3 separate regions of the Homo sapiens genome follow, and regions 2 and 3 are each linked to region 1. A link is a contact called in ENCODE Hi-C or POLR2A ChIA-PET data. All regions are on one chromosome and are shown on one strand. Each heading gives the region's core, a stretch centred on a gene start or an enhancer-like site at or near the end of the contact. The rest is flanking DNA. Distances are from core to core; before and after follow the strand shown.

Evidence for each region. A loop is a pair of places that touch in the nucleus more often than their neighbours do. ChIA-PET counts read pairs that join two places held with the same protein, here RNA polymerase II (POLR2A). Pooled maps may share reads with other maps.
Region 2: a pooled map shows a loop between it and region 1 (2.6-fold over the local background). The contact joins the enhancer-like site here to the promoter of ZNF638 in region 1. A Hi-C loop is called at or near these places in 2 of 50 pooled maps. POLR2A ChIA-PET finds 5 or more read pairs at or near these places in 6 of 52 experiments (Caco-2, H1, MCF 10A and 2 more).
Region 3: POLR2A ChIA-PET joins it to region 1 with 10 read pairs in WTC11. The contact joins the enhancer-like site here to the promoter of ZNF638 in region 1. A Hi-C loop is called at or near these places in 21 of 168 maps with a recorded cell type or tissue (B cell, CD8-positive, alpha-beta T cell, PC-3 and 11 more), 12 of 37 single-sample maps with no recorded cell type and 33 of 50 pooled maps. POLR2A ChIA-PET finds 5 or more read pairs at or near these places in 17 of 52 experiments (A549, AG04449, CD4-positive, alpha-beta T cell and 12 more).

Annotation. Positions count from the first base shown.
Region 1 is chr2:71,329,440-71,334,030 of GRCh38, forward strand. ZNF638 (zinc finger protein 638) reads left to right here and starts at 2,343. Exons shown (of 28, transcript NM_014497.5): 1 at 2,343-2,436. RefSeq lists enhancers at 1,936-2,623, 2,624-3,309 and a silencer at 2,143-2,352.
Region 2 is chr2:71,241,918-71,246,508 of GRCh38, forward strand. No RefSeq gene overlaps it. Among named protein-coding and RNA genes, the nearest start is that of PAIP2B, 17 kb to the left of the region's middle. Within about 2 kb of position 1,939, at least 5 of the 41 ENCODE cell types and tissues checked have a DNase peak (open chromatin) inside an H3K27ac peak, as active enhancers do.
Region 3 is chr2:71,259,772-71,264,362 of GRCh38, forward strand. The region is part of intron 2 of LOC105374797 (a long non-coding RNA gene); the gene reads right to left. Among named protein-coding and RNA genes, the nearest start is that of PAIP2B, 35 kb to the left of the region's middle. Within about 2 kb of position 1,985, at least 2 of the 41 ENCODE cell types and tissues checked have a DNase peak (open chromatin) inside an H3K27ac peak, as active enhancers do; they include heart right ventricle, where a contact is called at or near this core.

The DNA of each region.
Region 1 (4,591 bases), core at 1,093-3,592:
ATCAGAAGGTGATAAGTGCTGTGCAAATAAATAAAGCCATATAAGGGGCCCACATAAAGGAAATGAAAGAAATTTCATAAGTTACTTTGCCTAACTCTAGGGAAATGTTTGAAAATCTAGATGAAATGGATGCTTTTCAAGCAAAATATAAATTACCAAATTCATTGTGGAAGAGAGAGAAATTCTTATCCAACTAAATATCATAAAGTATCAAGAGAAAATTAGAGAAGAACAACTCTCAGAAAAAGCACCAAACAAGATATTTCAAAGGTGAATTATTTCAAACTTTAAAGAACAGGTAAGTCCAATGATATTTAAAGTATTTCAGGTTTGAGAAAGAAGTGAGTTTGTAGGGAAATGGTTATTTTCTTTTTTTTTTTTTTTTTTTTTGAGACAGAGTCTGACTCTGTCACCCAGGCTGGAGTGCAGTGGCGTGATCTCGGCTCACTGCAACCTCTGCCTCCTGGGTTCAAGTGATTCTCCTGCCTCAGCCTCCCGAGTAGCTGGGATTACAGGCGTGCACCACCACAGCCAGCTAATTTTTATATTTTTAGTAGAGATTGGGTTTCACCATGTTGGTCAGGCTGGTCTTGAACTCCTAACCTTGTGATTCACCTGCCTCAGCCTCCCAAAGTGCTGGGATTACAGGCATGAGCCACCTTGCCCTGCCTATTTTCTTACATATTTAGTGGAAGTGACACTTTGTAGAAACTTTTTGGGAAGTTTTTCTACAACACCTATTAAAATTAAATGTATGTACACACATATACATTTAATCTAGCATTCCCACTATGATGATTCTAGCCTTTAGAAATTAAAGCATAATTTGGTAAGTCTTTGTATACAGCAGTGTTTGCAGTAGCAAAAAGACTGGAAACAACTTCAGTGTTCAACAACAGGCTGAATAATTGCTGAGGCAGCTATACTATGAATATTATACAATTATTTAAAAAAGGATTATATGGTTTACTTGGAGAAATGTCAGTAATCAGAAAAGCAAATAGCTAATGTGTGAAAAAAGAAAACATTTCCTGTTACATGCAAATAATGTGTTTGTATGAATATAAAGAAATGTATGGAAGGAAACTTATCAAATGTTAACATGGGTTATTTGGTGTTTAGGGGGAGCTTGTTGGCTTTTTCTTTGTTGTTTTTGATTTGTTGTCCCTAGCAGGATTTTTGGTTTGAAATGAAAATCCGATAAGATATCTTTTTAAAACGACTTTTCTTTTTAGTCTTTCAAATGCTTGTTTTAATGTGAATAAAAGAAATGCATTTGCTTGAGTGCTAGGTAAAACCGATGTGTGAGACTCAGGGTGGGTGGTGTGATTTGTGTGGTATGCATACGGCAGGGCTTGTAGCTTTACCAGATTTTGAACAATGACTGGGTTTTCATATTGGTGTAGTACAGCCACCTCGAGAAGATAAAACATTGCATAACACAGTTCTTTAACGTCTGTCATCCCAAGGTTTTCCATGGGTAAAATGGAGATTACAAATATCTACCACACAGATAGGGCTTTTTATTGTGAAATGACAAAAGGATTTTCAGAGTGTTAAAGTTTTAGCTGAATAGCTTTGGTTGAATTCTACTTTACAGTTTTGAGTAGCTATGACACACATCATTGCCATAGGGATCAAAAGGTGCAAGGTGACAGGATAAAAGCAGGCAAAATCTTGACCATACAAAGCATTATATTAACGTGCTAGGCGCGAATATAACCTGTTATAATATAATGTTGTTATTATTATTTGAGATGGAGTCTCACTCTGTTGCCCAGGCTGGAGTGCAGTGGTGCAATCTTCCCTCACTGCAACCTCCGCCTCCCGGGTTCAAGCAATTCACCTGCCTCAGCACCCCCTAGTAGCTGGGACTACAGGCGCGCGCCACCGGCTATTTTTTGTGTTTTTAGTAACGGGGTTTCACCCTGTTGGCCGGGCTGGTCTCGAACTCCTGACCTCAGATGATCCACCCACCTCGGTCTCCCAAAGTGCTGGGATTACAGGCGTGAACCACCGCGCCTGGCCATATAATGTTATTATTGAAGGCACAAATGATCAGGGAAGACTTCATGAAGGAGGTGAGACAATATAGGTCTTAAAAGGATGAGCGGTTTGGAGAGGACAGGCACAGAACCAGCAAAAGAGTGAAGACGGCGCTGGAGTTTTTTTTTTTTTTTGCCGCACGCCTTCGCCGCCACCACGCGGGAGCGCCCCTTCCGGGAGCCCGCTCCGCCCGGCTCTTCTCGGGCTTCGGGCGAGCGCGGTGCCAGCGGTACGCAGGCGCCGGGAGCCTACGAGGGCTCGCAGGAGCTGGGAGGCGCGCATGCGTGCAGCTCTTTGGAGGCGGTAGCGTTTTCGGCGTCGAGACTGGAGGCTGAGTGCTAAACTGTGTGGGGCGCGGATGGGATCCAGCTGTTAGTCGGGTAGGCATAGGTAGGACCGCTGCCCTGTGGGGAGTAGGGGGTTGGAAGGCGGAGGCCGGTATCGTGGGGGTCCTGAGCCCTTCCTGTGAGATCCGGGCCGACTATTGTATCTGTGTCGCAGCGGCTCCGCACAAAATGGCGGCGGGCAGACGGCGGGGGCGGGAGGAGGTTGGGGGACCCCCGGGATGGGAAGGGAAGCTGTGCTGTGCTGCCCTGCTCCGTCGTTTATTCACTTCGCTACCCGGGAGGGCCCGTCCGGGTACTCGTGAAGGACCCTGCCTCGAGAAGAGCTGCCTGACGCCGTTGCACTGGGCCGAGGATCGTGAAGAGCCCTTTGGCGAGGCCGAGGCGGCCCCTTCCCCAGCAGCGCCCGGCCTGCCGAGGCTGCGCTGGGCCTGACAGCCGAGGAAGCGGTGGTGAGGGAATGCCGAGCAGGGAGGAAGCGTTCCCGTCGGGCCCGAAGAGGCGGTGGAGTTTGAGCCGAGCCCTCTGACCAGCGACATTGTGCAAGAAGCGTGGAGAGAAGAGCGTGTTTGTGTTTGGGGTTGGGGAGGGGGTGTCGGGATGAAGGAGGGAATGTTAGGATCCAGCGGCTTTTCCGGGCTGGTGTTCTGTGCTGCGTAGTGCAGGTATGAAACCAAAGAAAATATCACCTCTGTGGGAGACTGAGGACTCATAAATGGTTGTGATACCTAACAGTATTTCCAAATTTCTCAGAGGAATTGTGAAAACAGAACGTTAGTGAATTGTTTTTGTGTGATTCTTAGCTTGGGCCCCGTTCTCTTAAAGGAAGGGGGAATGTATATATCACAGACTGGAATCCTTGAGAACGTTTGAAATAGATCTTTTGTTGTTTGAGGTAATTGTTAATGAGGGATACTTCAGTATTACAAAATCATGGATTGAGCTATAGAGTGAAGGCTACCTGAAGCTAATTTTTCTTAATCTTAAAATTTGTCCTTAGGCGAAGTTTGGGGCCAGGACCAGAAATTGTAGTAGTTTAAAGGAGTCCCGATGAAAAACTTGTCACCAGGATCCAGCGATTTATGTTCAAGTACTTTTTCCAACGAGCTCTGGAATTTTGCACAAAAAATTTTCTGCTTTTTCCCCTCATTTGTTGTAAAGGATTATTTTTTCAGGGATGTTGTGCTTGCTGGTTCAGATTTACAATTAAAAATTGATAACCTGGAGAAAAGGATTGACCAAAAAAAGGTGAATTTAAGGAAGTTTTCGGAGAAAAACAAACATGTAAATGACATTCAAATAGCTTTAAATTTTGTTAATGATTAGACATTTGAGACTTAGTGGACTTATGTTGCTGTCTTTTAAAAAAGTTTGACAGCATTTTATATTTTATTTTGTACTCCATATTCTGTAATATGTACTTCTAAATAATTACAGGGCGTCCCAGCATGTTATACATTAAAATATGCTGGGCCATTCCTTCCTTGGGGATTTATTTGTCTTGGAACCAAGAAAGGGTAAATATAACAGTTGGAAGAAATCACAAAATCTTATTCGTTTTTATTAACTAGTTTTCATAATGTGTTTATGGTCACATATTTATTGTATATTGGTTGTATTTGTTTTGTAATCCTTTTTTGCATTTTGTTTTGGAGGGTGTATACGGCAGGTACTCTAGGTTAAAAAGGTTTAGGTACTGTAGTTTAAAAAAGTCATCACTTTGTACTTGACTATCTTAGGGTTTTTCTTGGGTGCTCTTAAGTAGGTGATCTCCGGAAATTTTGTTTTTATGTAAGTGGAAGAAAATGAGACAAGTAGTTTAGTGGAAAGAGAATAGGCTTTGCAGTCGGAAGATCTGGATTCACATCTCCCTTTTCCTCAGTATGTGTGAGACTTTGGTAAATTATTTTAGTCTTTCTTGAGCTTTTGTTTCCTTATCTCTAAAATGGTGACATTATTACTTCCTGCTTGGGATTTTTGTGAGTGACTGTTAAGTGAGACAGTGTATGGAAAGCTCGTATTCCTTGGCACATACTAGGTGCTTAATGTTAGCTGTTACTTGTATTTCAAAATTGAAGTGCTTAGGCAGCATTGTTTGATAGAAAATTATAATCTGTGGGTATTCTCTTCTAATTAAACGGCTTAAAAGGATTTAGAGTAATAGAATTTTGGAGTTGAAAGGCCCTCTAATCTAACTTTCA
Region 2 (4,591 bases), core at 689-3,188, 88 kb before region 1:
CCATCCCCCAAGATAGGGGCCCCAGCAGACCTCAAAGGCATAATCTGGCTGATGTTGGCATTGGTTAAGTCAATTAGGATAGAACAGCTGACAGAAAGACATCCAGAGGGAGAGTCCAACAACTGTTCAAAAGAGAGCCAAGGCTAAGATTGGAGAGGGAAAGTAGTGTCACGTCTGAGAGGTGACAAAAGCAAATAAAGCTAGGTTAGGAGCCAGACGAAAGGAAGGTAAGGAATAAAGGCAAACAACAACAACAACACAAAAGGGAAAGAGGACCTAGCTAGAACTTGTAGAAAGGGTCAAGATAGCCAGGCCGGGCATGGTGGCTCACGCCTGTAATCCCAGCACTTTGGGAGGCTGAAGCGGGCAGATCATGAGTTTGAGACCAGCCTGGCCAATATGGTGAAACCCCATCTCTACTATAAACACAAAAATTAGCCAGGCGTGGTGGCACACGCCTGTAATCCCAGCTACTCTGGAGGCTGAGGCAGAAGAATCGCTTGAACCTGGGAGGCGGAGGTTGCAGTGAGTCGAAGTTACACTACTGCACTCCAGCCTGAGCAATAGAGCAAGACTCTGTCTCAAAAAAAAAAAAGAGGGGGGCAATCTCAAGATGCTTGAGTAGGCTGGCCAAACTTAAATGCACAGGTTAGGAGGGAACATTATATAACTAAGAATACACATGATACTGTGATAGTTATTTAGTGGTAATGACGATATCAATGACCATTTATTTAAATAATAAGCTTTAAAATACTTTTGATACATTTGGAATAGTTGAGAAAATACAAATATGTACTGGAGATGTTAGATAGCATTAGAGAATTATTGGTAATTTTGTTGGTTGTAATGGTGCTATTGCAGTTAATAGGGAGAATATTCTTAATGTTTTCGAGCTCTAAGAAAATATTTAAAGATTAACTCATGACAACTGAAATTCACTTTGAAATGGTTTAGTAATACATACTCATATATATACATATATGTGAAGTAAATATGACAAAAATTTAACTAGTTTTGGATGCAGGTAATAATTCCATGTACTATTCTTTTGTTTTTCCGTTTAAATATTTTTCTTAAAAGCAGTTATAAATAAAAGCTAAAAATTAGTTTTTATCAATAGATCTACCAGAAGCTAAAATACAGCTAGGTATAAAATGATTATGCTAATGAAAAATCAAGACTATGTGGGTGAAAATATGTTATCAATTATCAATGTCGACCAGAAACATTGGGCAAAGGTCTTTATCATAAGGAAACTTTGCAGAGCAAATTTGAGATTAGAGATGGCAATAACATAGTTTGCAAAGTTCTCTAGCGGTTTCTTAGGTCTCTCCTGATTTCAGTAATCTAAATATTCATTTGCAAATACATCTATTTTAAGGGGATTGGGAGTAATAATTTCTTTTTGCAAGTACTTGTATCTGTTATATGATCTTTATCACTTTTGTCTAGCATTTTTAGTTATGTCTTTGTGACTGTCTGATTTATTCCCCAGCAAAGTTACCTTTTCTTCAAGGTTCATTTTTCAGAATTCTTGGTTTCTCTATTCCACATGTACATGCCCGACAAATACTTATTTATTAAATAAATACTTAGTTATTTAAGATTCCATGTCCTAAATACACTTCCAGAACACACAAACCTCACTACCATTATGCAATTTATCTTCTGCAAATCATTATTTTTCTATGGTAGCTTGCATGCTGAAAGCAAAGTGCATCCACATTCCCAATGATCACAAGTGTCCCACTATACTCTGGGAACCAAAATTCCAAGAATACTTCCAGGTTCCAAATTTACCCCTCCTGTAATGGAAAATCTCTCCTGCTGAGGTGGTAGTTTCTGATTGCCCAATATTGTGTTCCCTTTCCAGGGCTGCAGGAGCCCAAACACTCTTTTGAAAACCTCTCTCCCTACTAGAAACACAGGCTGTTCATTTAGCAATTATAGCTGTCAGCACAGCAAGCTGGCAGGAGAGAGAACAGCATCTGTTTCTGGGCAGCGAGCCCTTGGCAGAGCCAGGAGTTGAGGGCCTGGGGAAACAGGTAGGACAGTGGCTCTAATTTGTCACTTCCCCAGCACTTGTGTATTTGCATCTTGTATCCTGAAAAGTGATACATGTATTAATTTCACCTATATGCTGGGGAGGAAAATTAGAAAATATGGGAAGTAGATAAGAACAGGAATGGTCTGTGGGTCTCCAAGGTCTTGTACATAGTGATACTGCCTCATCCATTCATCTCTTCATTCAACACCCACCTACTGACTATCTTTTCTATATCTGCTGCTGAGCTTGGTGCTGTGGACCCACTGGTGAATGTGACATGGTTCTTGTCCTTGAAGGGCACACAGAGAGTGGAAAAAACTAAAGTATAAATGAGAACTACAAAGGGTTTCAGACTGTATGGGGCATGGGGAGCCCATACAAACAGGAATGGAATAAACTGTGGGTCTCCAGTTTCCACCTGCCCTTTTGTTCTTAGGAGCGATATTTCCTAACCATTTGCCATGTGAATTCCTTCCAAGCTGCTGCTTTAAGGTTTTCCATTATCTAACCAGAAGCCTGAAATTCCTCAAATTTTTATGGCACATGCTATTTGTCCATAGCTATTTAGGTGTTATCACCTGAATACATAGTGTAAATCTTGCATCCTGAGATAAGTTCCTAATGATTGTGGTAAGTGTCCTGTACTTTTACATAATAGCTAATTATATAATAGCTAGCAAATATACTTTTTGAATACTTTTGACATTAACTTGCTGTGTGGCCATTTGGCAAGGTCCCTCATCTGTCTTCTAGCTCTCAGATATTCCATCTGAAAAATGAAGAGAATTGTCCTGCCCACCTTATCCTCTCCTTGAGTTGATGACCAAGGGCTCTGAAGAATGAATATATTTTATCTAGACAAGGGTGTCTATTTTTCTAGACAAAATGACAGTTTATATTAATAAACAAATCTAATGAGCCAGGAAAATATTAAAAGGCTGGCAAACCAGAAAAATATTAAAAGGGTGGCAAATGTGTCCAGAAATATCATTATCCAGAGATAACCTGTTTCCTTCCATATAACTCTCTCTTTAAACACCCCCCACCACACACAGCCACAGATGGGACTGTCATATACATAATGTTCTCTAGTCTCCTTTTTTCATTTGAAAAAAATATTGAGCATTTTTTCATGCTAATAAATCACAGCTATCATTTTTCTTTTTTTATTATTATACTTTAAGTTCTGGGGTACATGAGCACAATGTGCAGGTTTGTTACCTAGGTATACATGTGCCATGTTGTTTTGCTGCACCCACTAACTCATCATTTACATTAGGTATTTCTCCTAATGCTATCCCTCCCCCAGCCCCCCACCTCCTGACAGGCCCTGGTGTGTGATGCTCCCTGCCCTGTGTCCATGTGTTCTTCTTGTTCATCTCCCACCTATGAGTGAGAGCATGCAGTGTTTGGTTTTCTGTCCTTGTGATAGTTTGCTTAGAATGATGGTTTCCAGCTTCACCCATGTCCCTGCAAAGGACATGAACTCATCTTTTTTTATGGCTGCATAGTATTCCATGGTGTATATGTGCCACATTTCCTTTTCTTTTTTTTTTTTTTTTTTGAGATGGAGTCTCACTCTGTCACCCAGGCTAGAGTGCAGTGGCGCCATCTCGACTCACTGCAAGCTCCACCTCCTGGGTTCATGCCATTTTCCTGCCTCAGCCTCCAGAGTAGCTGGGACTACAGGTGCCCACCACCATGCCCGGCTAATTTTTTGTATTTTTAGTAGAGACGGGGTTTCACCGTGTTAGCCAGGATGGTCTTGATCTCCTGACCTCGTGATCCGCCCGCCTCAGCCTCCCAAAGTGCTGGGATTACAGGCGTGAGCCACTGTGCCCAGCCATGTGCCACATTTTCTTAATCCAATCTATCATTGATGGACATTTGGGTTGGTTCCAAGTCTTTGCTATCATGAATAGTGCCACAATAAGTGTGCATGTGTCTTTATAGTAGCATAATTTATAATCCTTTGGGTGTATACCGAGTAATGGGATCACTGGGTCAAATGGTATTTCTAGTTCTAGATCCTTGAGGAATTGCCACACTGACTTCCACAATGGTTGAACTTATTTACACTCCTGCCAACAGTGTACAAGCATTCCTATTTCTCCACATCCTCTCCAGCATCTGTTGTTTCTTGACTTTTTAATGATCACCATTCTAAATGGCGTGAGATGGTATCACATTGTGGTTTTGATTTGCATTTCTCTGATGACCAGTGATGATGAGTGTTATTTCATATGTTTGTTGGCTGCATAAATGTCTTTTGAGAAGTGTCTGTTCATATCCTTTGCCCAATTTTTGATGGGGTTGTTTTTTTAATTGTAAATTTGTTTAAGTTCTTTGTAGATTCCAGATGTTAGTCCTTTGTCAGATGGGTAGATTGCAAAGACTTTCTCCCATTCTGTAGGTTGCCTGTTCACTCTGATGATAGTTTCTTTTGCTGTGCAGAAGCTCTTTAGTTTAATTAGATCCCATTTGTCAATTTTGGCTTTTGTTGCCATTGCTTTTGATGTTTTAGTCATGAAGTCTTTGCCC
Region 3 (4,591 bases), core at 735-3,234, 70 kb before region 1:
GGGTTATTTGTTTATTAATAAAATATTGCCTGTAAAGGTAACATTTTCAATAACTCAGATTTTATTGGTGGGTATTTTTGACATACATTTTGTCCAAGTAGTTCTGTAGTTCCTGCTTTTTATGGGACCTCTAAGATGCTTTCAGATATGATGTTATGCTATGGAAAGGGACTGACTTCTATCATCAGTTTACCAGTCAGTGACAGCTTGCTGAGAAATAGTTGCTGGACCTCTAATTTTCTTTCTTCTGTTGTTCCCTCAGATGTTATTTTCTGGTCAGGACCATGACTCTGAAGAACTGATCAGAAGCAGTAACAGTGTAGCCCCGTATATGAAGGGGAGGAAACTAGCAGTAAAGAATTCCTGGCTGGTGCGGTGGCTCATACCTGTAATCCCAGCACTTTGGGAGGCCAAGGCAGGTGGATCACCTGAGATCGGGAGTTCGAGACCAGCCTGACCAACAAGGAGAAACCTCGTCTCTACTAAAAATACAAAATTAGCCGGGAGTGGTGGTGCATGCCTGTAATCCCAGCTACTCGGGAGGCTGAGGTAGAAGAATCGCTTGAACCTGGAAGGCGGAGTTTGCAGTGAGCCAAGATCGCACCATTGCACTCCAGCCTGAGCAACAAGAGTGAAACTCTGTCTCAAAAACAAACAAACAAACAAACAAACAAACAAAAACAAAACAGAATCCCTGTGATTGTGAGTCTCACTTAGGGCTGGACCGAAAGTATTAGACCATTTACACAGAAATCTATTTTTGTTTTTTTTAGACGGAGTCTTGCTCTGTCGCCCAGACTGGAGTGCAGTGGTGCCATCTCGGCCCACAGAAATCATTTTTAAAAATCCTTTGTGAGGCCGGGCATGGTGGCTCACGCCTGTAATCCCAGCACTTTGAAAGGCTGAGGCTGGTGGATCACCTGAGGTCAGGAGTTCGAGACTAGCCTGGCCAACATGGCCAAACCCCGTCTCTACTAAAAATACAAAAATTAGCCGGGTGTGGTGGCGGGCACCTGTAATCCCAGCTACTCTGGAGGCTGAGGCAGGAGAATGGCTTGAACCCCGGAGGCAGAGGTTGCAGTGAGCTGAGATCGTGCCATGGCACTCCAGCCTGGGAGACAAGAGCAAGACTGTGTCTCAAAAAAAAAAAAAAAAAAAAAAAAAAAAATCCTTTCTGAAAAGTGGGAATGGGATGAACACACTTCTGAAAACATGAAATTTTAACCTATCTATTAAGTAGATCAGTACAACGTAAGAAGCCATCCTAGAGAACAGTCACGTAATAGTGGTCCTACCTTTTGTTGTTTTCCTAAAACATCCCTAGGTATAAGCATCACAGCTAGGTGAGCGATCTCTCCATAGCCTGGCTACCTAGAGACATAAATTTAGTGGCTGAGCCCTAGGCTGTCACTATCAGATTCTTCCACTCTACTTTCTAGTTCTGTTAATTCAGTAAGGAGACTTGCAGAAAATTACCAGTGAAGACTTTAGTCTCTAGAAAATCCTAAACTTATGAAAACATTTAGACACTTCTGCAAGATCCTATAAGTTTGCTGATATTACAGAGTTGAGGAGTCACCACTTGGAAGTTTAGTCTTTAGAGGGGGAGGGTTGAAGGTGACTATCTCTATAGGCTTAAGCATTACAAAAGTGGTAGCTTCATGACAATGGAGCTGTGCATTTAAAATTTTTTTCAATTGTCGAACAGGAATTTTATTTTCTCTGAAGATTTTGCCAAAGTGCCCAGGATGTTACTGTTTATAAGATTAGGTAGGTCATTTGCTGTTGTCAAGTAACATTTGCAATTATTGAGCAAGACTCCTTTAGCCATAAATCTATGCTAACCTGTCCAGGACATTCATTCCACAACTCTTTGCTGACAGTACACAAGTTATCATATAGCTGCATGGGAGTGTGAGGTACAGTTCTATTTTCATCTCACCCTTTGGCTTGCTCTATAACCTTGGGAAATCACTTCTAGGCCCTGTGCCACAGACCTGCCATCTGTAAATTAGGACTGTTTAGTAATCCTCCTCTGGCCAGGTCAATGGAAGTCATGAATTCTGGAGCTGGGCAATTAAGAACTTCTAAACACTCCATGAAAGTGCTATTGACACATTCATTCTTTTGAACTTTATCACATACCAGCCTTCTTGAATATTTGACCATATTTTTGCTCTAGTAACACTTCAACATAAAATGCATTAGAATGATTTTCCTAGCTGGGCATGGTGGCTCATGCCTATAATCCCAGCACTTTGGAAGGCCAAGGCAGGCACATCGCTTGAGCCCAGGAGTTCGAGTCCAGCCTGGGCAACATGGCAAAACCCCATCTCTATAAAAAAATACAAAAATGAGCTGGGCGTGGTGGCATGCACCTATAGTCCCAGCTACTCAGGAGGCCGAGGTGGGAGGATCAAGTGAGCCTGGGAGGTCAAAGCTACAGTGAGCTGTGCACACACCATTGCACTCTAGCCTGGGCAACAGAGTAAGATCCTGTCTCAAAAAAAAAATAATAAAAGGATGATTTCTCTAAATTTGGATGATCTCACCTAAATTCCTTCCAACCTTACTGCTAAGAAAGAGTATAAATTATTACATTTTACATATTCATTTCCATTTCTCCTACCCATCATACAGGTACACTTGAATCATGTCCACTGGATTTCACTGAGACAGGAGCTTAACCAGGATCCATTCATTCTGTTTTAGTTAGTAGTTGGGAATCAATGTTGTTAGAACAAATGGACATTTTTTAACAAAAATTCATACATTTAAGCCTCTCATAAACTTAAAACACCTACATTTACATCATGTTATCTTCTTATCCTTATGTAAGGAAAATGTCAGCCAGACCCTCCCTCCCCTTTGCAATCAAAATAAGGTCATCCGGACATCCAATGTGGGTGTCCATAGCCCTTCAAAGATTAGCATCACTAGTAATTTCTTTTTTTTTTTTTTTTTTGAGACGGGGTTTCTGTCACCCAGGCTGTAGTGCAGTGGTATGATCTCAGCTCACTGCAGCTTCAACCTTGCTGGCTCAATCAATCCTCCCACTTCAGCCTCCCTAGTAGCTAGGACTATAGACATGTGCCTGGCCAACTTTTTTGTAGAGGGCATTTCAACATGTTGCCCAGGCTGGTCTCAAACTCCTGGACTCAAGTGATCCACCCACCTCAGCCTCTCAAAGTGCTGGGATTATAGGCATGAGCTGCTGTGCCTGGCCAATTACCAGTAATTTCTGAGGGGCTTATTTTCTTCTGTCCTTTCTACTCCTGAGCCCCTACTTTTATGAGCACTGTCTTTTCACTGTTCCAACCACCTCAACATGAGCCTTTCCCTCAGTTTCTACAAAACCCCATTCACATAAAGTTTTAGTGAGATTTTAAGATTTGGAAAAATAACTTTAAATTTGTATATTAGACACTCTTGTTCTATAAAAGGTCAATTTTTTTACCCTTTCCCCAGAGATTCCCATTATTCCTTAATTCTATGTACCACCCAGACTTCTCCCCTTGACTTGTCTCTCCCCTCTCCTCCTTGCTTGGCTCATCTCTTCTCACCACTTTATTTTTCTTTCTCTCAGGGGGAAAAATTAATTTCTCTCGGGGTTCAGGCAGGGCAGTTTTTCTTGTGTTGCCAGGGCTTCCGCTCGTACCCATATTTTCAGAGTGTCATTTTATACCCGAAACAGCTTATCAGGGTATTTTCCCAAATAAAGACAGTTTTTTTTTTCTCCCTAAGAAGAATTCTGGTACCATGTCTTACTAATTTCTCTTCATTATATTCAACAATGTAGACTTATTTATGTACAGTCATCACATTTGCAAACTAGTTAGTATTCTACTTTTCTCATTATCTTATACATAATTTCCCATTTATTATTATAATATAGCCCATGTTTGCTACTTTAATACGTATCTTCCCAGTTATTGGGTATTTGAATAGTTTTGACTATAATCCCAAATGTAGATTATGAGCTGAAAATAAACGATTTCATAGATCGTGTGCTTTGCTACAGCACTCTTGAAAAGTTGTTCTAATAAATAATTTTCTCAATTTAACTCCATCAATATTCTCTTTTTTAATTTTCAATTAGCACTGCAGCAAGGCTAATAATTTCCCCAAAATTAACTTTTCTGAGTTTCTTCATGTGTGAACTATTTACACATATGTTTTGTTTTGTTTGTTTGGTTTGTGAGACAGAGTTTTGCTCGTCGCCCAGGCTGGAGTGCAATGGTGTAATCTCGACACACTGCAACCTTTGCCTCCGAGGTTCAAGAGATTCTCCTGCCTCAGTCTCCCAAGTAGCTGGGATTACAGGCATGTGCCACCATGCCCAGCTAATTTTTTGTATCTAGTAGAGACGGGGTTTCACCATGTTGGCCAGGCTGGTCTCGAACTCCTGACCTCAGGTGATCCACCTGCCTCCGCCTCCCAAAGTGCTGGGATTACAGGCATGAGCCACCGTGCCCAGCCTACACATATACTTTGACCCTTGTTCAGTAAAATCTGGGTATTGATTTTAACACCTTTATCAAGATATAATTCAAATACAGTTCCTCCATTGAAAGTGTACAATTCCATGAAT